Regions from separate parts of the Homo sapiens genome. Here region 2 is linked to region 1. The links are chromatin contacts, found by Hi-C in ENCODE. All regions are on one chromosome and are shown on one strand. The core of a region is the stretch at or near the end of the contact, and the rest is flanking DNA. Distances in the headings are between cores, read along the strand shown. Region 1 holds the start of LINC01628 (long intergenic non-protein coding RNA 1628). Region 2 has its middle 47 kb from the start of LINC01828.

Region 1 (6,628 bases), core at 2,937-5,436:
GTGAAGCCTGCTATTGAGTTCATTCATTGCCAAAATTGGCTAAACAACACTCAAACATTGATTCTAATGTATTCTATAAATTATAAATTCTACTAAGTCAATAACGCTGCTCCCCTTTCCCATCCAAAAATATGTATGTAGGCGTGAGATGTGTTTTATTATAAAAAACAGCCATCCTCTAGTAATAGCAATGGCTTTTCTCTTTATTACTTATATGGTTTGGCTCTGTGTCCCCACCAAATCTCATGTCAACTTGTGATCCCATGTGTGGAATGAAGAACCTAGTAGAAGGTGATTGGATCATGGAGGTAGATTTTCCTCTTGCTGTTCTCATGATAGTGAGTGAGCTCTTCCAAGATCTGGTTGTTTAAAAGTGTGTAGCACTTGCCCCTTTGCTCTCTCTCTCCTGCTCTGCCATGGTAAGACATACTTGCCTCCCCTTCACCTTCTGCCATGATTGTAAGTTTCCTGAGGCCTCCCCAGTCTTACTTCCTGTACAGCCTGCAGAACTGTGAGTCACTTAAACCTGTTTCCTTCATGAATTACCCAGTCTCACGTAGTTCTTTGTAGCAGTGTGAGAATGGACTGATACAATCACAAACACCAGACTTAATTTTTATACTCTTTAACCCAAAGATGCTCTCAAAAAGGTTACCTTTGCTTCAAAAATCAACACACAGAAAACTCCTGGTGTGACTACAGTTGCAGAAGCAATATGTAAGGGGAAGACCTTTTATGACACTTTACTTTGTACTTTATCTTCTTATGCCTTGGGAAAATTAGTAACAATTTTCCTTGTCAGGATGAGCTATGCACTAAGAATCATACTGGGAGGAACCAGAAATTTAGTTCTTTTTAGCGTTTGATCATCAAACAGTCCAAGTATCTATGCCTTGTGGTCTTTTGCTGTTGGACTTTGCCCAGTAGCAGTCAGTGTAAACTTGCCTGTCATAATTAACCAAATTCAGGATAAAGCAGAATTTCTTAATTCTGTGCAATTAAAGTTGTTAAAATATTGATATACAAGTAATTGTTTTGTCTTATTTTTGTTCACTTGTTTCTTTGTTGTACCATTGACTAGTGTGGGGAAACCCCCTTAATCCAATGAATTTGATGATTGGATTTAAGAATTAAAATCACAACTACCAGATAAAACTGTGAGAGTTTTGCTATGATCCCCCTGGTGGCACTCTTTTTTGGCAACACTTCAAGTATAGATTAGCTTAGAAGGAGGCATGTGGCTCTACTATGCTCCAAACCAAACGCTAGTGGAAGACAAGAATGTTTACCTTGTTCTTTATTGTTTTCTCAATTCTGCTACATGATATAAAAAGAAAAATAATCTTTTTACAAATTCTTGTGGTAATCCTATATGTAATTATATAAATAGCTTTGAAGAAGTCTACTTGATTACCTTCTTGATTAACACACTAAAAGGTCATCTTATCCTTCCACTACCAAATTGTAAAAGAAAGAGGAAGACAGCACATATGTGTTTAGTGGCCTTATAAATGTGATGCCATATCTCGCATTTTTCATGCTCGATTGTGGCAAGACCACAGGGCTGTAGAACAGGACTATGTCGTCTTATGCTTGCTTTATGTATGACCTTAGGCAAGTTGCTTCCCCTCCTCTTGGCCTCAGTTTCCTTACTCTTACAGCTGCTGGTCCAGTAGGTATTCAGGAAACAGTTTGGAAAATGACTCCTTTCTGCCTTAAAATATAATGTTTTGGGTGGGCAAAAATGAATGTTCCTTCTTTGGGATCTGGGCCTTCCATCTTAAAAGATCTATTTCCCATCAAATTTTCTATAGTATGTGCTTATGAGCCTCAGGTGGAAAAACAAGTAGTTAGCCTTTGGAAGGGCTACAGGTATATGCAACCTTCCTGACATATAAATTGTTTTAAAACGGGTTTGGTGAGACATGAATATACCATTCCAAATTCAAACCCAAACTCAAAATTTGTCTTTTCTGTTTCTTATTTTCCAGGGATTTCCAAGAATAGCCATTTCATAGTTCAGCTGTGAAATAAAATCCTCATATCACCATCCAGGGATGTTGAACCATAACTAAGGGGAGCTAGAAAATGTACAATTTGCTCTAATGGCTTCCACTATGATCTTGTGAGGTTTTTATTATTATTACTATTTTTAGTAATCATCTCGGCAATATAATCAGAGCAAAAAAGATTCTAAAGGCACAAATCAAAGAGGAATCTTAGTTTCCAGTAGGAATAGCTTCTCAGTCAGTCGCCTTTCTTCAATCTTCTGGTTTCATGAAAGAGGTGATGTCATAATTTATGATGTTAAGCTGACTAGTGAAATGTCATTGTAGAAGTGATGTTTTAATTGATGATGTTAGGCTGGTTAGCAAGAAAGTATCAAATGTCACTTTTCTGACATAAACTGGCAGTTACAATTATATAATATCAATTATTCTTTGGAAAACTGCATTAGATCAGTTAGAGCTGAACCAATTTAGTTTAAGCAGGTTCATATTTTTTTTTTCTTAGCTGCTCATCCAGTCCTAATTATTAGGTGTAAAATACACTTTGGACATAGTTTAGACTTTGATAATGTCCTCTTTGGAAAGGTAATAGGTGTCTTACATGGCCTTTGTGTTCCAAAAGAGGTACAAGCAAAGTCTGTAATGACCTTCCTGAAAGGAGGCTGCACCTTGAATTGCTTTAGCAAATCATCCTCCTCCCAAATTACAACTCTTGGAATTATTTTAATTGTTAATTGCAATTGTTAATTCCTTCACATTGTGAAGGAATAGTTTTTAAAAAGTCATAGCTTATTTTGGTTTTCTATGCATGTCAGCTGCTAAGTTAATTTAAATTTAACCATAAAATACTAAGCACACTTGCCTCTGCCCGTTCCTTTGCTTTACTAGTAAAAAGAAAAAAAAAAGAAGTGAAGAAACATTTTCTCAGATTCTTTCTCCTTTACTAGGACATCATTTTGAAAATGTGATGAGTTAGTTAGAAGGATATAGGAACTCACAACTCAAAAACTGAATGATAAAATTAATATTAATAACAAATACCATGATATCAATAGCTACTATTTGTTGCAATTGCTATATCCAGGCACTGTGCTAATCCTGTAGATGCAGTCCCTTATTTATTCCTCACAACAAATCTGTGAACTAGATATGGTTGGTATCATTTTTCATAGGAGAAAAAAGGAGGCTTACAAGTACTTTGGCATGAATCAGAAAATAAACATTTTATAAATGTTAAGTATTTTCAGGAGTATTAGTATCATTTGGTGGGAGGTAATCATGGCGAAATACATCAATGGAGGGAGTCACCTTTCTCAACCTCTGTCATCATTATACCCAAGGTGAAGCATGGCAGCTGAGTCCCAGTGTGAAGGTTCAGTGCTAGCAGAAAGAAGAGCAAGGAGAAGTTGGTGAAGCTGGGGCAAAGTGAGGATATGTGTGCGTGCAGGTGTGTATGTTTGTACATAAATTTGCATGTGCATGTTTGTGTGCATGTATGTATGCACAGGTGTGTGCAAATGTAGACTTGTATGTACACGTTTGTGCACATGTACGTACATGTGTGTGCACCTATGTTTGGGGAGTGGGAACCAGGATGGGGAGGAAGTATAGAGTAGTGCCAATACAGGAGTGATATCAGCCTCCTTGAACATATCTAGTGCAACCTGACAATCTGGTACAGATTTAAAAACAGGCCATCGCTCTAGAGGAGAGTCCAGGAGGTGCCATGTTGAGCTTGGCATTAACTGTCCAATTTCTGGATTTTGGGCTGGTCCAGCAGGGTAGACTTATGGGAGAGGGGTCAGAAGGACTAAGGCAGGAGGTAGGCTCTGAGGGGGTGGTGTATACTTACCACATGGCACAGCTGTATTTCAAAAACTGAATAGCAGATACGGTCCTACCATTCAAAGCTGAGGACATAAACTCATAGATTATTGGCCTTCTCTTGTCCCTCCCATATCTCCTATTTCCAGTTCTATCCACACTTACTCCAAAGTGAGCTGCCTTCTTTCCACTGCTATAGAAGGGATTTCCTCCAAAACATTGAGCTCATAGCTTTTTTTCAAACACTTCAATTCTAGAGGACTGCTTTCCTTCTTACAGGTATTATGCCTTTTTGTGGGTGTGTGTGTGTGTGAAAACTAGAAAAAATTCAAACCTGGGGCTGAATGAGTCCATTGGAATCACAGAGGAATGTGAAGTTTTAAGACAATATCAGACATTCTAGAACTTGGGTGAAAGGTTTTCACATTCCCTCTCAGGCTCTGTCAAGCCACATAACAAAAATAAATTGATCAATAAATGTGTCAAATGAGAAAACATCACATTCTTGTCCTTGGCAGCATTGTATGGCTTCATGATACTTCTTCATGGCAGATTATTGTATGTGCCTCGGTCCAAGTCTCTTCCCTTTGTTCTCTTCTCCTTCTCTACCTTGGTTTCACCTTGTTTTAGGAGCAAAGCCAACCTATTTCATTTGGAATCTGATGAAAAGACAGAAATGGTTCCTGGGATTTTGAACTTTCCTCTCTTACTCCAACCTACAAGAGAGGCAACTCCGGAGGACGTAGGACAAATAACAACTAACACTTGTCTAGTGCTTTGTGATTTTGCAAAGTGCTTTTATGGATAAACTCACTGTTTCTTACAACAGCTTTGTAACATCATGATTATTGTTTCCCCTGACAGAAAACAAAATGTCTCAAATAAGTTAAGCAAACAGCTTATAGGTTTTCTGAGATACCATGATGTCTCCAATGTAATGTGGGATTTTTTAACCTATCTTCACTCTGGTTATTAGGAGAAATCCTCAGCACCCATGCCAGGACTCTAAAATCCTGTAGGCTTGAACGTTTCCTTGTTTTAAATAATGACCACGACTCTCTTGCTCACTCACTCACTCCAGTTCTAATGGGGACTTGAAGTCAGTGGGTTAATGCTTTTTCCTCTTTCCCTTTTTCTATCCCAGGAAATAAATACCTTTTTGAGATATGTTTTATTGAACAAATGCTGATTGAGCATCTATTATGTGCCAAACACTGTCCTGTGGCTTGGAATATGATTGTTAGCCAAATCATGCCTTTCTAGAGTTTGCATTCTCATGGAGTGAGGCCTAAAAAAATTTTAATAATGAATTGTGGCACTAGGTGTTCTATGACAGTTCTTTTCATTAGAAACAAGTCACTAGGTTTAGCTCACAAACAAGGAGAGAGGATTACACTGGGCATGTGTACCAGTAGTTGGTGGTCTTTGGAAGCCATTTTAAAGAGATTTCTATAAAAGGATCTGAGCATGTCTCTCAGAGGCCCAAAATATCCTCCCCCAACAATAACATTCTTAATAAATAAAATCTACAAGCCAACTTCTGCCTTCATATGATGATTTTCTGTGCCTCATACCTTCAAGTTCTATCTCTTAATTTCTACTATGAAACAAGAAACTAAAGACTTGAGGTGTTACCCTTTTGAGGGTTAATTTCCTCTCCACAAGGGTTTTCCACATCTGAAAATCTTTTTATTAGATAACTCTTAAGCATCATATCTGATCTTCTAAGCCACACCTATATCCTGTGGCAGCCACTGTTGCAACCAACAGTTCTGTGTAGGCTCCAGTGAGTTTCCAGTAGGTACGGTTTTGCTTCAGGCCCAAAATGCACACCTCTTGCCTCCGGCAGGTGTGGAGTTTCTTTACTGATGTCACTGCATTGAGAACTATAGAAACTTAGTGTTCAAGAATATGCATCCTGAAAGTGAGAGTGCTTAATACCAGGTTAGAAGAAATGTTCACCAATGGGGACTGGAAGTCAATGGGTAAATGCTTCTTCATTTGACTTTTCCTGCCTCAGGAACATTTTGCAAAGCATTTCATTCTGCTTCTCAGATGAGCTCACAGGACTGAGCAACTGGTCACCCATGGTGATATACTTGCATGGGCTCTCCCTCCTCCCTTGTTTTATTCTGGTTCCCTGGAACTACATTTCCAGATAAATTACTCACACATGGCCTTTTTCTTACACTTTGCTTCTTATGGAATCTAGGTGAAAACAGCCTTTAAGGTTTAATGCTTCAAAAAAGAGTGAAATCAATGCATTTCTGATGATGAGATTCTGTGCTATATACAATACACCTAAGCTTCAGTAGTTACAATGGCATTTTATGAGGTATGTGACTTACATGATGTTGCCCATGCTTGGCACTGGAATATTCATTCTCATAGTCAGTTACCACACTGGGTTCATGCATTTCTATTATGGTAGTTAGAGGGTTTTTAAAATTTGAGCCATATAAAATGAAGATGATAATAACAACAAAAACAATGAGTAAGACTCACTCTATAATGATAATCATATGATGTTTTGTAAGTATTTATACATATGCACTTATTCTGGGCAAAGTTCTCAGGATGGACACCAGCAATGACATTTGGTACAGGCTGAAACTCAGGGGCAGAAGGGTCAGTAGGTCCTGAGTTCTCTACTCACCCTGCAGGGCTGTGCTTGGCCAGGGAAGCTACTGGATGTACCATGAAGCAATTACTCTGTTGAAGGAATCTCAATCTCTACTGCTATCCCTTTTTATAAGGCTATTGTGTGAGAATACTTAGCTTAGGACCAGTGTTTT
Region 2 (6,789 bases), core at 403-2,902, 110 kb after region 1:
GGAACACCAATTTGAGTAAAAGAGGCCATTATTAATAATTGCCACAGGTGTAAAATGCATCTATCCAATGGGTGTTGTTACCAACCTAGGAGCAATTTCCCTAGACATGAAGTGACTGGAAATGACTACAGGAATTGAAAAATCTTAAAATTCAAAATACTTTGAAAAGCAACATTGCTGTGTTCTCTGGAGGCCTGTGAGAGTACATTAAATAGCTATGGAATTTTATTTCAGGTGTTTTCTCTAGATGACCAGGTTTTAAATTCTAAGCTTACAAGGATAGTTAATTTATTTAGTTCAGCTTATTAGCACACGTTGAACCTAAAAATCTTATTATTTCTTTTTAGCAGTTCTTTTCAGTTCAAGATGCAATCATTTCTTCCCTGACTAGGTCTACAAAATACCAGCTATCTGTAAGCACGATTACTAGGTAGTTACTTTTCTAATCACTGCTACGAGTTCCCTCTGGTTCTTCTTAATGTCTCTGAGAAAACCATAAACAAACCTGCTTCTGGGTTTTTCCCCACTTTTATGCTTATGTTTGTAGAATCTACTTTTCATCCGAAGCATTATCTGGCCTCCCCACTAATTTACTGTAACATTCACTGTCTCCTGTTCTGGGTTCTTGTAACACTTAATGTCCTTGATGTTTATAAGAAGCACCATTTATTACTGTAATATTTTTGTGTATGTATATCATAATATCTCCATTAGACTGCAAGTTATTTGAAGATAAGGACCAAATCTCATGTTTATTTTCTCTTTCCTTTTCTGCTTTCCCATAACTAACACAGAATCTTGCTATGGCAGGGATAGATTGGCACGTATTTTCTAGCCTGTACTCTTCCTGTCTCTAGGCTAAACACTCCTCTGCCTGTAGCACTGAAGATCTAGGCCGTACTCATAGGTGACACAGCTGGTTGCTCAAGGCTGATTTTTACCAAGATGGAACCTAACCCATGCGGCATCAATTAGATTCTAATTTCTAAAAATAGGACCCAGGAAGGACAATTAGTTTTTGTTGACTGCTCATCCTGAGTCAATGTAAAGACAGAGATGGGGAGGTCATTTACGGTCATGTGGATAGGAGTCAACATGGCATGAGAACAAAAAAAAAAAATGAAGCCAGGCTTCCAAAAGAAACAGAAGTGAGGGGCCATGTGCCGGGAAGTTGGAGAACATAACCTAATCTCCTGTCCTTCTGGCCAAAGCCACTTCCAATCATTCTTTTCCACATATCCTAATTTTATCTTCTCCATAGCACCTATCAGAGTTTGAAATAATTTTTTTTTTTTGAGATGGAGTTTCGTTCTTGTTGCCCAGGCTGGAGTACAATGGCACGATCTTGGCTCACTGCATCCTCCACCTCCCAGGTTCAGGTGATTCTCCTGCGTCAGCCTTCCTGAGTAGCTGGGATTACAGGCATGCATCATCACACCCGGCTAATTTTTTTGTATTATTAGTTGAGATGGGGTTTCACCATGCTGGTCAAGCTGGTCTCGAACTCCTGACCTCAGGTGATTCGCCCGCCTGGGCCTCCCAAAGTGCTGGGATTACAGGTGTGAGCCACTGGGCCTGGCCTGAAATGAAATTTTTAACTTATTTGGCCATGAGTGTATTTTGTGTCTCTCCCTTCTAGAATGTACTTCATATCAGCAATGACTTTGGCGTGTTCACTGCTGCCTCTCTAGCACTTGGACCAATATGCCTAACATAGCCACACTCAATCATATATGTGGAATAAATGAAGACACGAATAAATATTTAAATGAATTCCTCTTTCTTAGAAGTTTAAGGGACTTGGAGCACAGACCATGTTGATATATTCAGAGGGAAAATCAGAACACGAGGTGTGACTTGGGACAGGGGAGTCACAGTGGAAAGTTCTTAACCAGGCTGAGGTTACACAGTGGTTTGGGGAAATAGAAGAGAAAGAAGGAACAGGGAAAAAGAGGTCCCAAAAAAGAGATTGGGAGGAAATCAGAGAATAAGCTCTCCATTTAGAGATTTTGCTGTTTGCTGCCCTTGTACGACAGCAGGTAAAGTAAGTGCCTCCAAATAGCCAGCTGCCAGGATAGCCTGAGAAAGGGGTGGGAAACAGGGGCTGGAGAGAACAGAAGACTTGGGGCCTTTTACAGCAAGTGCAAACTTTCACACCTGTCGCTATAAATCAAGAGGTTTATGGGGCGGCAATATTTACACTGTAATTAAAAAATCATAAAGCAAGCACCCTTTCAGGTTGTGGAAAACAAAACTCTCAAGTTCTACAGCAGCGGCTGTTAATCAGTTACTCCTAACGATCTGCTGCCCAGATTGGGTGCTTACTCGGCCACAAACAGCAAACAGGACAATGGGAGAAAGTGGGATTTGCACACGATAACGGCTTTCAGAGGTGGCTAGGACTTGGCCAGAAACCTTTCAGTTTACTGCATAGTCTCTATTGGAGCTTGGGAAAATATTTTCTGTGAACCTAGTTGGCAGCTTAGGTTTCCTTCTCCCCTGTTCCCATGTGGAACTGAAGTCCATTTACTAAGGTGAGTATGGTGGCAGTATTAGGCACTGTGGGTAGGGTTAGTGGCAGACACAGAATTTAACATGGGGGAATAACTTACCTATGGAAGTGGCAGACCCACCACATGCACCTGGAATTGCAGACCTGAAAACTGGGCAAGCTGAAGTTCACCTCAGTCTTTTTGGTGTCTCCTGCCCTTCTGGTAGGTCTTCTTTCCATCCAGAGGCCAGGCCCGCCAGTTGCTGTTGGGCACACAGAACAGTCCAGGCCAGTCCTTCAGGCTCCTGCCTGTTTCTGCACCCTTTACCGCCCTCTCATTCCCCTCCACCTCATTTCAACCTCAGGGGCCTTCTTTCAGCTCCTGGAAGGAATGGTGCTGTCTCACCATCAGGGCCTCATATGCTTTCTGCCCAGTATTCCCCTGCAGCGTTCCTTCTCATTTTTCAGATCACTGCCTTAGAATGGTCTGCTCTAAATTGGAGAAGCCATCCCTGTTTTTTATCCTTTCTAAATTTGTTTTTCATTGATACATAATATTTGTACAATTCATGGGGTACATGTGATATTTTGTTACACGCATAGAATGTGTGATGATCAAGTCAGGATATTTACGATATCCATTACCTCGAGTGTTTATCGTTTCTATGTGTTGGGATAATTTCAAGTCCTGTCATTGTCTTCCACAGCACTTTCCACAATCAGTGATGAGATACTCATGCTTTCACTTTCTTCTTTTTCCTCACCGTGTTGCTCAACCATGGCATGGCTCTTTCACACACCCCTGAATATACAAGGCCTTGCACAGTGTCTGGCATATAGAAGCTTAATTTACACTTGTTGAATGAATGAATGAATGAATACCAATCAATTGTGCTTCCCAATTTGGCTTTCCAAGTTTGACAACTGGGATGAAATATCCAGAAAGAATTTGTCCTTATTTTCTTTCTCTGTCACTACCTAATGTGGTTTATACAATATATAATTTTGTTTCCTTCCTTCTCTAACCCTCAAAGTGGAAATTCCCACTATTGTGGGAATTTCAACAGCTGTACGTATGAGGAGGAAGGTCACATTTTGGCAGGCATTAATTTACACCACACGGCAAATACTGTCGGACATGGTGGAAGAATTCCTGGCCTTGCTTCCAGTAGACCTGATTTTGAATATTGCCTTATATACACATTAGAGTAAATCATTGCACCTCTATGAACTTCACTTTCCTTATCATTGCAATAAATACAAAATGAGCTATCATTTAAGGAAATCTTTTGCAAATGATCAAGAAGACATAATTATTTCATCATTTTTATTCCACTGATCATAAGGTTCTCCTGCATTAGGCGGTGGTCTGGGGTTCCCTGTATACAATCTGGGGTCATGAAATTCACCTCCTTTCCTACCCTCCTTTGCCACCTGGAGTAATCTTCTCAACTTGTGCCCTCTGTGAGGACTCTCCCCTGTTTTCATCCACTGGCACTGTGCTTTTCCTTTGGCCCTGGCCATGTGATTACTTGTAGGAGGATGCTTCCAAGGCCTCTGAGAGTATCAGTAAAAGTGCTAACCCTGTCACCCTCCACTGTTCTTGTTTCTTGGGTTGTATTCATTTTATTAGCAAAATACACAGGCCTAGTGAAATGTAATAGACTTCTACCTCCAAAGATAATTAGAAGCCCATTTATTTGCCAATTCAATGAAAAGGCAACCACAAAAGGAAACCAGCTTTTATCAGCACATGCTCACAGCTCAGATCCCTGTGGTGTTGTGCTGCTCTGGCACTTGTGAAAAAAATAAATCCTGGGAAAACTAGGTTGCATTACGCTTCCTGTTAAACACAGAAAAGAAACAGCTGATGTCTGAATTTGCTAATTTCTGCTGATTCAGTTAGAGGGCAATGCACTCAGCTAACGAGGGATCTATCCAGGTATGTGAATTAAGGCTTGAAAAGAAAGTGTAGGTTGTAATCAGTGCATCCAGCACTGAGTTGGAATCATTATTTAGTGAGCATTTTCCAAAGAAATTAGAAAAGATTTCCAAGCTTAACAGAGCTTTCTGGATTCTTCCTTCTCATGGACATAATATAACAAAAATACAATCCCCTGCCCCTCCTTCAATCCTGGGATTTTAAGCAATGCTCAAGTGACCTTGTTTTCATGTTCTGTGGAAATAAGGTAGATACTGTTATCTCACCTGTATTAATACAGAACTCTGTATAACAAAGAAGTTGTAATTTATCAAAGGTCACACAGTGAGTCATTGCTGTAATCACAAAGCAAATGTTCAGGTTCTCATCTCCTTGGCAGCAAATGTTTTGTTCTCTAGGTTAGACTATCTTCTCTAAACTCTCATCATATGCCACTGCCTTCCCCTGCTGGTCTATCTCCAAGAAAGATACACACACACACACACACACACACACACACACACACACACACACGCTTTACCTATTCATCCCATCCCTCCCCTATCCTCCCAACTATCCACCCACTAGTCATCATCCATCCCATCTAGGATTGTCAGTTTTAAGAAAATCAAGACACCCAGTGAAATTTCAATTCAGATAAACAACAAATAATACTTTAGTATAAGTCCCATGCAATACTTAGGACACATTTTTTCTGAAATATCATTCACCATTTATTTTACATTCAAATTTCACTGGATGCCTGTATTTTATCTGGCAAACCTAATCCGATCACAAATGTCTACATCTTTTCCATTTATCTCCTAATTCCATGACTCTTTCAACTGCTTTTCTCCTTTAACTCCTATTATTTCAGATTTCAGCTAAACAAACTACAACCTATTTTCCCAGTGTTTCCAAACCTGTCCCGAGGCAGAGATGATTGTAAAGAGCCCCTCAGGAGCACTTATTTGTGGTTTCTAGGCTGAAGGCTGGCTGTGCAACTTTGGGTAAGTATTGTAATATCTCTAAAGGTCACTTTCCTTGTCTGTAAAATGAGGGTTTCAACAGTTACTATCTCATAGTCCTGTGGTGAGGACTAAATGACAATGCACAGTCCCTAGCACATAGTATGAGCTCATTAAAGTGGCATTAAATGTCAGCTAGTGTGGTTGGGGTTGCTGCTCTTACGTTTATTGTCATTTTTTAGATAAGAACATGCCTAGAGAGCTGAAATTAGTTGTTGATGTTTACTTAGTGACAGTGCTGCTAAATATTCAAGGGATAGATTCTGAGACTCTACTGCAAATGTCAAATGCAATGTTTAAATTCAACATCTTAGACCTACATCACTTGAAGACCAATTTGGCAGACACTGTTATTCATTTACCCAATTGCCATTCCCATTGCTTCATTTCTTCCTTGCTGGAAGAGCTTCAGTTTTAGAAAGTGCCTCTGCCCAGCCACATGTGTGTGCTGGGAAATGGTCTCCTTCCCAACCCAAGCAAGGACTTGTTATCATGTGATTGGTTTATGCATGGATTTGTGACCCCTCCCTGGCCAATGGGCCCCGAGGTATGCTGAGGGTCTTCTGGAAAAGATTTTTTTCTTGGTAATAAAAATATGTGCATGGGAAAACATCCTTTTCTGCTCTGGATGGGACCACGTCAAAGCATAATTCTTGAAACTACCACAGTCAACTTGTTACCAGGAAAGGAGAGTTCCCCAATACCCTGAACATGGCAAAGTAGACAAGGAAAACATGTGTGTTGTTGGGGATTGTCAAGCTACTAAATTTTCCTTGGAACTGACTTGACTTTAGATTTCTTATTTTGTGAAATAATAGTTCCTTTTTCTGTTTAAGCATTCTTGATCTATCACCTGTGACTGAAAGCTCCCAAACTGATGCAAAACTTCTAACTACATAGGAAAGAGATGAATTCAATGGTGATCACTTTCCTTTGGATCTCTGCAAAACTACATACCTACTCAACATATTTTTGGATATAATTTCAGGTAAGAGAACATCTTTCACCTCAAACATCTGATTTCCTAAACTGTTTGTGAGCCATTTGCCTTTTGTGCAAGGGTTTCTGAGCATGTAGCTTTGGCTTGGTAAGCAGCCCTCTCCACAAGAGTTTTGGAAAGAGATTTTCTCCTAGGAAACTGCAAAGAAAACTGCTTCTTGCTCAAAAAGAGGGCTTCTCCTAGGTGCATAGAAATCTGGGTTCTTTGAACAGCTCCATGAACTTATTACACTGCTTCCAAATTTAGCTTCTTTCCAATGAATTCCTTTTATGTCACACAGACATATGTACACATGTATTTATTTCCTGTGAACAAGTGTTTGTTGAGTTTGTTATCAGCTTTCTGCTAG

What was found. A loop is a pair of places that touch in the nucleus more often than their neighbours do.
Region 2: a map of Calu3 shows a loop between it and region 1 (2.2-fold over the local background). The contact joins the enhancer-like site here to the promoter of LINC01628 in region 1. A Hi-C loop is called at or near these places in 1 of 168 maps with a recorded cell type or tissue (Calu3).

What each region holds. Positions count from the first base shown.
Region 1 is chr2:66,918,304-66,924,931 of GRCh38, forward strand. LINC01628 (long intergenic non-protein coding RNA 1628) reads right to left here and starts at 4,187. Exons shown (of 3, transcript NR_110600.1): 1 at 3,999-4,187; 2 at 3,862-3,919; 3 at 3,207-3,389. All of the region lies in intron 1 of LINC01799 (long intergenic non-protein coding RNA 1799), which reads left to right.
Region 2 is chr2:67,035,644-67,042,432 of GRCh38, forward strand. No RefSeq gene overlaps it. Among named protein-coding and RNA genes, the nearest start is that of LINC01828, 47 kb to the right of the region's middle. Within about 2 kb of position 1,653, at least 3 of the 41 ENCODE cell types and tissues checked have a DNase peak (open chromatin) inside an H3K27ac peak, as active enhancers do.